Regions from separate parts of the Homo sapiens genome. Here region 2 is linked to region 1. Evidence: chromatin contacts called from ENCODE Hi-C or POLR2A ChIA-PET data. All regions are on one chromosome and are shown on one strand. The core of a region is the stretch at or near the end of the contact, and the rest is flanking DNA. Distances in the headings are between cores, read along the strand shown. Region 1 overlaps EPG5 (ectopic P-granules 5 autophagy tethering factor). Region 2 overlaps LOC105372093 (a long non-coding RNA gene).

Region 1 (4,897 bases), core at 57-2,556:
CCACACCTGGCTAATTTTTTTGTAGTTTTAGTAGAGACGGGGTTTCACCATGTTGCCCAGGCTGGTCTCAAACTCCTGAGCTCAGGCTATCTGCCCGCCTCGGCCTCCCAAAGTGCTAGGATTACAGGTGTGAGCCACCACGCCCGGCCTTTAGGTGTGTAACTTCTTACCTTTTTTTGTTAGGTTGCTCTGAGTTTCTCAGTTATGGTAAATTTGCAGTCTTTCTCTCTTCCAATATTGCCTGTCCTGCATGTTGAGTTTCTTCCTGTCCTCCCTAACTCTTAACCTCTTTTTCATATTTTCTGTCTTTTTTTGCTTTATTATGGGTAATTTCTAGAGGTCTTCCTTCCATTTCTTTAGTCTCTCTCCAGCTCTGTCTCATCTGCTTAAAATATATCAATTGAATTTTTCATTGAAGTGATTATTTTTTCCATTTCTAGATCTATTTGTTTGTTTTTCAAATGTACCCTGATCCTTTTTGGTAGTATCTTTTCTTTCATTTAAAATTCTATTTTTTATTTCCTTAGAATTTGTTTAAACATGCTTACTTTATGATGTATGTACATTAATTCTATTATCTGAAATTCCTGTTGGGGGTTGTCTTATGCTGCTGTTTAATTTTCCTTTGGATTCTTGTTCTTGGAGGCATGTTTCCTTGTGTGTTTTTAAATTTTGTATTGTGAGCCCATATTTAGAGAGACTGATGGGAATCTCATAAGGCCTAGGCTGAGGGTGTGTAAGTCCTCCAGAGAGGATCTACATTTGTTGTCAATTGGAACTACTTAACTTCTTGGTTTGGGGTTTCCCGTGCTACCAGTTACATGAAATGAAACCCCAAACTCACTTGCGGGCTGGCCTCAATTCTCACAGTAAACTTTTTGATCTCTCCTGACTCACAATCTAGGGTAAGGCAGAGAAGTTTCCTCTTTTGCCCCATTCTACCCTTTCAGTAAGAATATAGTCCTTAGAAAACCTCATGTTCTGTCCTCTTGTGCTGTTAAAACTCAGCAGGCAAATAGTCCTCGGTTGGCTGGTTTCAGCATCTGTTTAACACTCTGGCTTCCTCTTTGCTTCTGGCCCATGGTGTTTTCTTCCACTGAATACACCTAGTGCCCCTGTGGCTGCCATGTGTTTGTGTGGCATTTAGTTATAGAGTGATATGGTTTGGCAGTGTCCCCACCCAAATGTCATCTTGAATTGTAGCTACCATGATTCCCATGTGTTGTGGGAGGGAGCCAGTGGAAGATAATTGAATCATGGGGGCGGTTTCCCTCATACTGTTCTCCTGGTGGTGAATGAGTCTCATGAGATCTGGTGGTTTGATAAGGGGTTTCCCGTATTGCTTGGCTCTCATTCTCTCTCTTGCCTGCTGCCATGTAAGACATGCCTTTCATCTTCCACCATGATTGTGAGGCCTCCCCAGCCACATGGAACTGTGAGTCTGTTAAACCTCTTTTTCTTTGTAAATTACCCAGTCTTGGATATGTCTTTATCAGCAGTGTGAAAATGAGCTAATACATACAGTTAAGCATATGTCATCCAGTTTTGTTTTTTTTTTGTAATAGATTTTATTTTTTGTTTAACGGACTTTATTTTTTAGAGCAGTTTTAGGTTTACAGCAAAATTAAGTGGAAAGTACAAGAATTCCTTTATACCTTCTGCCCCCACACATGCACAAGCCTTCCCCACTCTGGACATTCCACACCAGGGTGATACATTTGTTATAATTGATGAACCTACATTAAGGCATCATTATCAATGAAAGTCCATGATTTACATTAGTGTTCTCTCTTGGTAAACACATTCGGTGGGTTTTGACAAATGACAAATAACATGTGCCCACCATTGTGGTATCATACAGAGCAGTTTCACTGCCTTAAAAATCCTCTGCGCTCTGCCTGTTCATCTCTCCCTCCCCTCAACCCCTGATCCTTTTACTATCTCCATAGTGTTACCTTCTCTAGAATGTCCTATGGTTGGAATCATAGCATTTTCAGATTAACTTCTTTCACTTAGTAATAGACATTGAAGTCTCTTTATGCCTTTTCATGGCTGGATAGCTCATTTCATTTTGTCTGGCTGTACCTTATTTGTATTTCTGATTTATCTTTTATATATCTTATCTTACCTTGAAGAGGTGTAAACTCTTCATAGAATAACAGAAATGTTATTCTTTGCTTCTTTTTGCTCCCTACAAAACTAGGGTAATGCCATATTCTCAGTGTGTGTTTGATAAATAGTGGTTCAATGAGTAACACATGAAATCCTAGTAGTACTCAATTATTTTTTTGAAAGGCAGACTTCTAGCTGCTTTTTACCATCCAGAATATATTGATTACTGAGAAAAAGATTTGAGCACCAAATTATAATCATAAAGGCTATATATTTAATTTCTTTTTTTTTTTTTCCTTTGAGACTGAGTCTCACTCTGTTGCCCAGGCTGGAGTGCAGTGGCAGGATCTTGGCTCACTGCAACCTCTGCCTCCTGGGTTCAGGCGATTCTCCTGCCTCAGTCTCCCGAGTAGCTGGGACTACAGGCGCCCGCCACCACACCCGGCTGATTTTTGTATTTTTAGTAGAGACGTGGTTTCACCATATTGGCCAGGCTGGTTTTGAACTCCTGACCTTGTGATCCGCCTGCCTTGGCCTCCCAAAGTGCTGGGATTACAGGCATGAGCCACCATGCCCAGCCATATTTAATTTCTTAGTATAGGGGAAAGCACCCCAAGGCTCTCTTGCCCCTGTATATGAATAAAATAAGAAAGTGGCATAGGACAGAAGGGTTCACAGACATCAAGACTTGGTAGCTGGGTTCAAAGAAAGGAAACAGGAGAGCTTTGCAAGGTAGGATGAAGAAGTATTGCAGCTTTTTAGTGAGGTTATCTGATCCACTAGCTCCTTCTATGGATGAGAAAAGTGGGGACCTGAAAATGAAAAGAATTTATCTGACGTCACAGAATTTGTGTCTTGGCTGGAACTATCAGCTCAGTCTATCCTAAGACATCCTTCTGGATATCTTCTACATACTTACCCAACTTTATCTAAACAAAACTGTCTTTTATCCATATTTAAACGAATGCTATCATTAACCTCTGTCTTAAAGGTTGTTAAAAATGTGCATTCCTGTTCCATGCCGGGTTGTGGAATTGAGGGTACAAGCATGTTAGAAATGAGAGTTGTCTGGTACAATGTGTTGATGCTCATTGGCTTTTTTTTTGGACAAGGAGTCTCACTCTGTTGCCCAGGTTGGAGTGCGGTGGTGCGATCTTGGCTCACTGCAACCTCTGCCTCCCTGGTTCAAGCAGTTCTCCCACCTCAGCCTCCCGAGTAGCTGGGATTACAGGTGCCTGCCACCACACCTGGCTAATTTTTGTATTTTTGGTAGAGACAGAGTTTCACCATGTTGGCCAGGTTAGTCTCGAACTCCTGACCTAAAGTGATCTGCCTGCCTCGGCCTCCCAAAGTGCCGGGATTGCAAGCGTGAGCCACTGCACACAGCCTCGTTGGCCATTTTTTAAAAGATTTGTGTTGAGAAACCATCAGGTTTCTGTTCTTACTGTGTGTGGCTCTCTCTTCTTTGACTGCATTCCATTAGCATGGAACCAGAAAGTCTGAAACCACTTGTTTTAGACTAAATGTCCCTTATATAGTCATTAGCCCTTGAAGGCATTAATGGAATTGATACTTGTGAGGATAATATTGAGTAATAATCCAGGTCTCAGAAAAGCGTGAGATTTATTTTAGAATGACTTACATGAATGACAGTTAATGGACTAGTTTCATTGCACCAAGGGTTAATTAAGTTTTAGTCATTTGGAACATTTCCACCGTTTCTAAAATTAAAAAATTAATGTTATTTTTGATTAACAAATCATAATTATATACATTGATGGGTACAGTGTGATTTACAGTGTGGCATGATTAAATCAAGATAATTAAGATATCCATCACCTTGCTTACCTTTCATTGTTTATGATGAGACATTTAAAGTTGGTTCTCTTCTGATTTCGAAATACGTAATGCATTGTTGTGGACGGTAGTCACCCTGCTGTACAATAGATCCTGAAACCTATTCCTCCTGCCCTCTGAAACTTTGTGCCCTTTTGATCAGCAACTCCTCATTCCCTCCCTTTTCCCCTGACACCCCACAGCCTCTGGTAACTGTCATTCTATTCTCTACTTCAATGAGTTCAACTTACTAGATTCCACATATGAGTAAGAGCATGTGGCATTTGTCTTTCTGTGCCTCGTTTTCTTCACTTAGCATGAGTTCTCCAGATTCATTCATGTTGTTGCAAATGACAGGATTTCCTCCTCTTCTAAGGCAGACTGGTATTCCATTGTGTATATACACCACATTTAGAAAAATCCATTCATCTTTTGAAGGACACTTAGGTTGTTTCCATATCTTGGCTATTGTGAATAATGCTGCAGTGAACATGGGAGTGTGGTTATCCCTTCTCCCTATCGATTTCCTTTCTTTTGGATATATACCCAGAAGTGAGATTACTGGATCATATGGTAGTCTATTTTTAGTTTTTTGACGAACCTCCATGCCTTTTTCCATAATGGTTGTACTAATTTACACTCCCCCCAACAGTGTTTAAGAGTTTCTTTCTCTCCAGATCCTCTCTAACACTTGTTATCGTTCATCTTTTCGATAACAGCTATCCTAACAGCTGTGCACTGATACATTGTTGTGGTTTTAGTTTGCATTTCTCTAATGATCAGTGATGCTGAGCATTTCTTCATGCACCTATTGGCTATTTGTATGCCTTCTTTTAAAAAATGGAACATTTCCTTTTGAGGGATTTTGGATTTCTCCTGAGTGCCAAATGAATGAAGCACTAAATGTGTAAAACTGAATACATACTGAGGGCAACAAGCTGTAGGAGTG
Region 2 (4,530 bases), core at 1,293-3,792, 99 kb after region 1:
CCTAATAAAAGTATGAAAAATCCTCCCATCAAGCCCACTTTCAGTGGCATATGTAGTGCCACCACCAGTTCTATCTTTGACTTTCACAGCTCCCCTTCATAGCATCTCTGCTATTTGCTACAGCTATTAGATATATTCACTGCCCCAGACAATGTTGATTGTTCCAGTCTCTGTTCATTTATTAGTCTATTCTCTGCTCCTGGGAGGCTTTCTTCTCATATCTGTTCACATCCTTTTCTGTCCAGTCATCATGCAATTTCTGCCTCTGCCCCAATCATGTTTCCCCTAACTACTCTGCCACCCACAGTTTCTCTGTCCACCAAACTCCTAAATCCTTAATGGAATGACTCACTTAAGATTGGATTTATTATACACTTATTACGTTGTGGCTATTTGGAGAATATGTTTTATTTTTCCTAAAATAGAGGTTCCTTGAGGATAAGGATCATGTCTTTAATAAGTTTTTAACTCCTATGTGTCTATCACTATGCCTTGCCAAGGAGACACTTTGTGTTTTATTTGTACTCTGTGTAAATAATTTTTACAGAAATAGGTAACCATGGAAAGCCATTTAATATCTGTGAGTTGTTTTACAGCTGTTAAAATGATTAAAACAATACCTACTCTAATTCTTAAGGTTGATGAGAAGTTGAAATGGGCTAATGGATATGAAATAATTTGTATTATGTAATGTACTATAAAGAATTACTAACAGTTGCTGGGTGTGGTGGCTAATCCCAGCACTTTGGGAGGTTGAGGTGGGTGGATCACCTGAGGTCAGGAGCTCGAGACCAGCCTGGCCAACATGGTGAAACCCCATCTCTACTAAAAATATAAAAATTTAGCTGAGGATGGTGGTGGGTGCCTGTAATCCCAGCTACTCGGGAGGCTGAGGCAGGAGAATCACTTGAACCTGGGAGGTGGAGGTTGCAGTGAGCCGAGATCGGGCCTGGGTGACAAGAGTGAAACTCCGTCTCAAAAAAAAAAAAAAATTACTAACAGTAATAAGCATTGATCAAATCATTGGGGTAACACGAAGAGCTTTAAATTATCAATGATTAGAGATCAAAAAGAACCAGAAAGCCACTATCTGAGCCCTCAGTTGACAAAAGGATTCAATTCATCCATTCATTCACTCATGCATTGATGATTACTGTAGTGGCTAACATTGTGTCAGACACTGAACGTGCAGAAGTACAAGTTTCTGCTCACACCTCGCTCAGTCTGGTGGGTGACCTGATAAAGGTGGTAAATGGATATAACATTTACAAGGTGCTACAACAACACAGAAGGGAGACACCTGACCTTGGGAGGTGTGAGATGGCCTTCCTGGAAGAGATAATCACAAAACAAGTCTTACAGGACAAATAGGAGATAGTAATGGAAGAAAAAGGCTATGTCAGGAAGAGCAGCATATGTAAGCCTGGGTTTCAAAGAGGAAATCTCTTTAGAGAAAGTTTTATCAGTTTTATGTAGATGAGAAAGACTGTTGCCTTAAGAGACTGGACAGTTACATGAGGACCACATCAGTGAGGGCCTTGTATGGCCTCATGAACCACATTAAAAAGTATCAGCTCTCTTCTGTGCAAGGGACTCGCCAGATCATTTAGTCCAGTTTGTCACCAAATGACAGCATGAATCAGAAACACTTGGAGGGCTGTTGAAAGACATTCCTGGGCTCTCCGCTGAGTCCCTCATTCAGTAGATCTAGGACTGGCCTATAGTTTTCATTTCTAACGAGGTCCCAGCTGATGCTGATGTTGCTGGTCTGGGGACCAATTTGAGAACCACTTCTCTAGTCCAGCCTTTTCTTTCAGATAAACCACTGAGCACTAGAGGTGAAATTCATTAACGAAAGTCGTCAGCTCAAATAGGGCAAACTAACCGAGCAACCAGAGCTGATATCCGCCTTCCCCTAAACCCTTCGCAGTGGAGCTGTCCCTTCCAGGATCATCAGTAGCCTTACCTCCCTCCCTCCCCTTCAAGAATCCCACCCCTTCAGTGCTCTGCTTTTAGCGTCTGTAAGGGAAGGAAATTGGTTGCACCAACTTATGTTAGGATTTACTTTTAAAGAAGGTCCTTAGGAAAGGCAGCGTTTTAACCTAAGGGAGTGCATTTTCAAGAGTGGATTTTCAGGCAGGGAGCGCAGCAGGCGTTTCCCGACATGCCCGTGAGCAAGACTCGATCACGGCCCAGAAACCCTGCTTTGCAGAGGTGACCACCCCGGCCCGCCCGGAAGAACCGGGCCCGAGCTGCCGCGCCGCCACGGTGACTCGGCCATAAGACCCGCCAGACGGGTAAGGTTCCTGGTCTGAGGCTGCCCCTTCGGCTTTGCACAGCTTCCTCGTGCCGCCGCGCCCCGCCGCTGATTCCACGCTGCGAAGCGTGGGCCCAAGCACTGCGGCACTTGAGTCATAGCTTCATAAGCGACTTTCCTGAGAATGCTAGGGCTTGGGGTGATATTACGGACGGTAGCGTAACGTCCCTTCGGAAGGAACCCAGCTTCCAGCAGCCCAGTGCGCCGCCCTTCTCCTTCCCCCCATTTCTTCCCGCCCAGCCAAGAGTGTCAGGCAAACCCTTCCCGGCTGCCGGCAACCCAACAGTTCCGCCTTCTTCAGGGTTCTCAAGCTCAGAGTCTTCCAACCTTCCAAATACAGCATTCTGCCCAGGAGGTATTTCTTAAGGTTGTTGAATTCTCTGAGTCTTGAAGCTTGTAGGTCATCCCCTGTGTCTGTCTTGTTCTCTGCAGTTTAAGACAGGCTTAATAATAGCAACTAATTTTATTATTATTATTAACAGCTGCCTGAACAATGTCATGCCCTGTCTCTTTAATTGATTCAGTATATTGCTCATGGGTCTTCCATCTACATTGTCCTTCATTAGGCATGTGGGGCATTCAAACATGGACAGCACACACTTTCTGCACTCCAGGAACTTAAATATAATGTTGGGAAAACAAATACCACAGGAAGAGTTAACATACCATTCTCCAGCATTTTAGGTAGGAATGATACACACATGTTACCATCTGTGAATGGTAGAAGAAAGTCACCTGAGTGGGCAGTGGAGGCTTCAGAAAGGAGGTGGGGCTTGAAGTGTACTTTGGTGGGCTAGGTAGCTATTAGTTGGGTGGACAGGAGAAGAGGGGTCCTTTCCACATTGGAAGTGGAGTAGGAGGGAAGTGAGGTGAGGAATGACATGACCAAGGTTGGGGATGGGAAGACTGACATAGGTGGGAGGTGTATGTTGACATGTGAACCTTCATCTCCAAGAGATACAGTCCTATCTTTGTATTTTGGGTGACCATCAGCCTTAGTAATGCAACAAGATGTGACACTCCCCTCCCTATCTGGCCCCACCTGAGACCTAAGACAAAGACTGAGTAACACAGTCCTGTGGGCTCTGGCTTTTATGCCTCCCTCAAAGCCACTGGGAAATGGCACATACCTTTGGCAGGCACATGAGGTCCAAACAGAGAAACAGGAAGCTGTCTGGGTTTTATGGGCAGCCACATAATAGAAGAGTGATGTTTGTCTTCTAGGGTGATGTTTATGATTAAGAAGACCTGTTTAAACATGGTTAGTGGGTTATTCAAACCCCATTTAGGGAGAGCTAAAGGAAACCTTAGTTTCTATGGGTTCTTAGTTAATAATCAGAGCAGGGCTGGAAGAGAAGGACAGGATGTGGTGAGCAGAGGGGAAGAGAGAGGATTCCCAGGGGAAGACTAAAGTTGATAAGACACTCTGAACATTACTTCATATACTAAGGCTTTATTTATTCTAACAGACCTTTTCTCCTTGAAAAGATAATAAAATCTGTAATATCATCACTTCAAAGGAAAGGAAGCATTAAATCATTTTAGATTCAGAGGGTAGCAAGTTTTAATTAGGACTTACTACTGGGGGAGGCAGTGGGAGTGGGCATCTTCTCACATCTGGTGTAAAATTGATGATCTTTTTCTGGTTTGTGTAGAAGGCTATGAATAGAAGATGGAGAAGAAACACCAGGGAGACTGCTTGGTGTTCAGGCCCTCTCCTCCTAGGTCTCTACACAAATGCTGCATTGATTTCTCTCTTCTAGTCTTCACCTTGGAGATTCTTTAGGGCTACTAAATTCTTCTTTTAAGGTGGGGCATGGTGGCTCACACCTGTAATCCCAGCACTTTGGGAGGCTGAGGCAGGTGAATCATTTTAGGTCAGGAGTTCGAGACCAGCCTGGCCAACTTGGTGAAACCCCGTCTCTACTAAAAATACAAAAAAATTAGCAGGGCTTAGTGGCACCTGCCTGTAATCTCAGCTACTCAGGAGGCTGAGGCAGGAGAATTAATTGAACCCAGGAGGTGGAGGTTGCAGTGAGCTGAGATCAAGCCACTGCACTCCAGTCTGGGTAACAGAGTGAGACTCTATTAAAAAAAAATTATTCCTTTAAAATGAAACACTTTAATGGGAGGAGAGGAAGGATAATAGAAGGGTAAAGAAGGAAGAAGGCCAACCTGGCAAACATGACAAAACCCTGTCTCTACTAAAAATA

What was found. Hi-C counts contacts between places; a loop is a spot of excess contacts on that map. ChIA-PET counts read pairs that join two places held with the same protein, here RNA polymerase II (POLR2A). Pooled maps may share reads with other maps.
Region 2: a map of natural killer cell shows a loop between it and region 1 (2.6-fold over the local background). The contact joins two enhancer-like sites. A Hi-C loop is called at or near these places in 1 of 168 maps with a recorded cell type or tissue (natural killer cell), 6 of 37 single-sample maps with no recorded cell type and 11 of 50 pooled maps. POLR2A ChIA-PET finds 5 or more read pairs at or near these places in 1 of 52 experiments (activated CD4-positive, alpha-beta memory T cell).

The regions. Positions count from the first base shown.
Region 1 is chr18:45,871,025-45,875,921 of GRCh38, reverse strand. The region is part of intron 35 of EPG5 (ectopic P-granules 5 autophagy tethering factor); the gene reads left to right. Among named protein-coding and RNA genes, the nearest start is that of SIGLEC15, 48 kb to the right of the region's middle. Within about 2 kb of position 1,306, at least 7 of the 41 ENCODE cell types and tissues checked have a DNase peak (open chromatin) inside an H3K27ac peak, as active enhancers do.
Region 2 is chr18:45,773,348-45,777,877 of GRCh38, reverse strand. All of the region lies in intron 3 of LOC105372093 (a long non-coding RNA gene), which reads left to right. Among named protein-coding and RNA genes, the nearest start is that of SIGLEC15, 50 kb to the left of the region's middle. Within about 2 kb of position 2,542, at least 24 of the 41 ENCODE cell types and tissues checked have a DNase peak (open chromatin) inside an H3K27ac peak, as active enhancers do.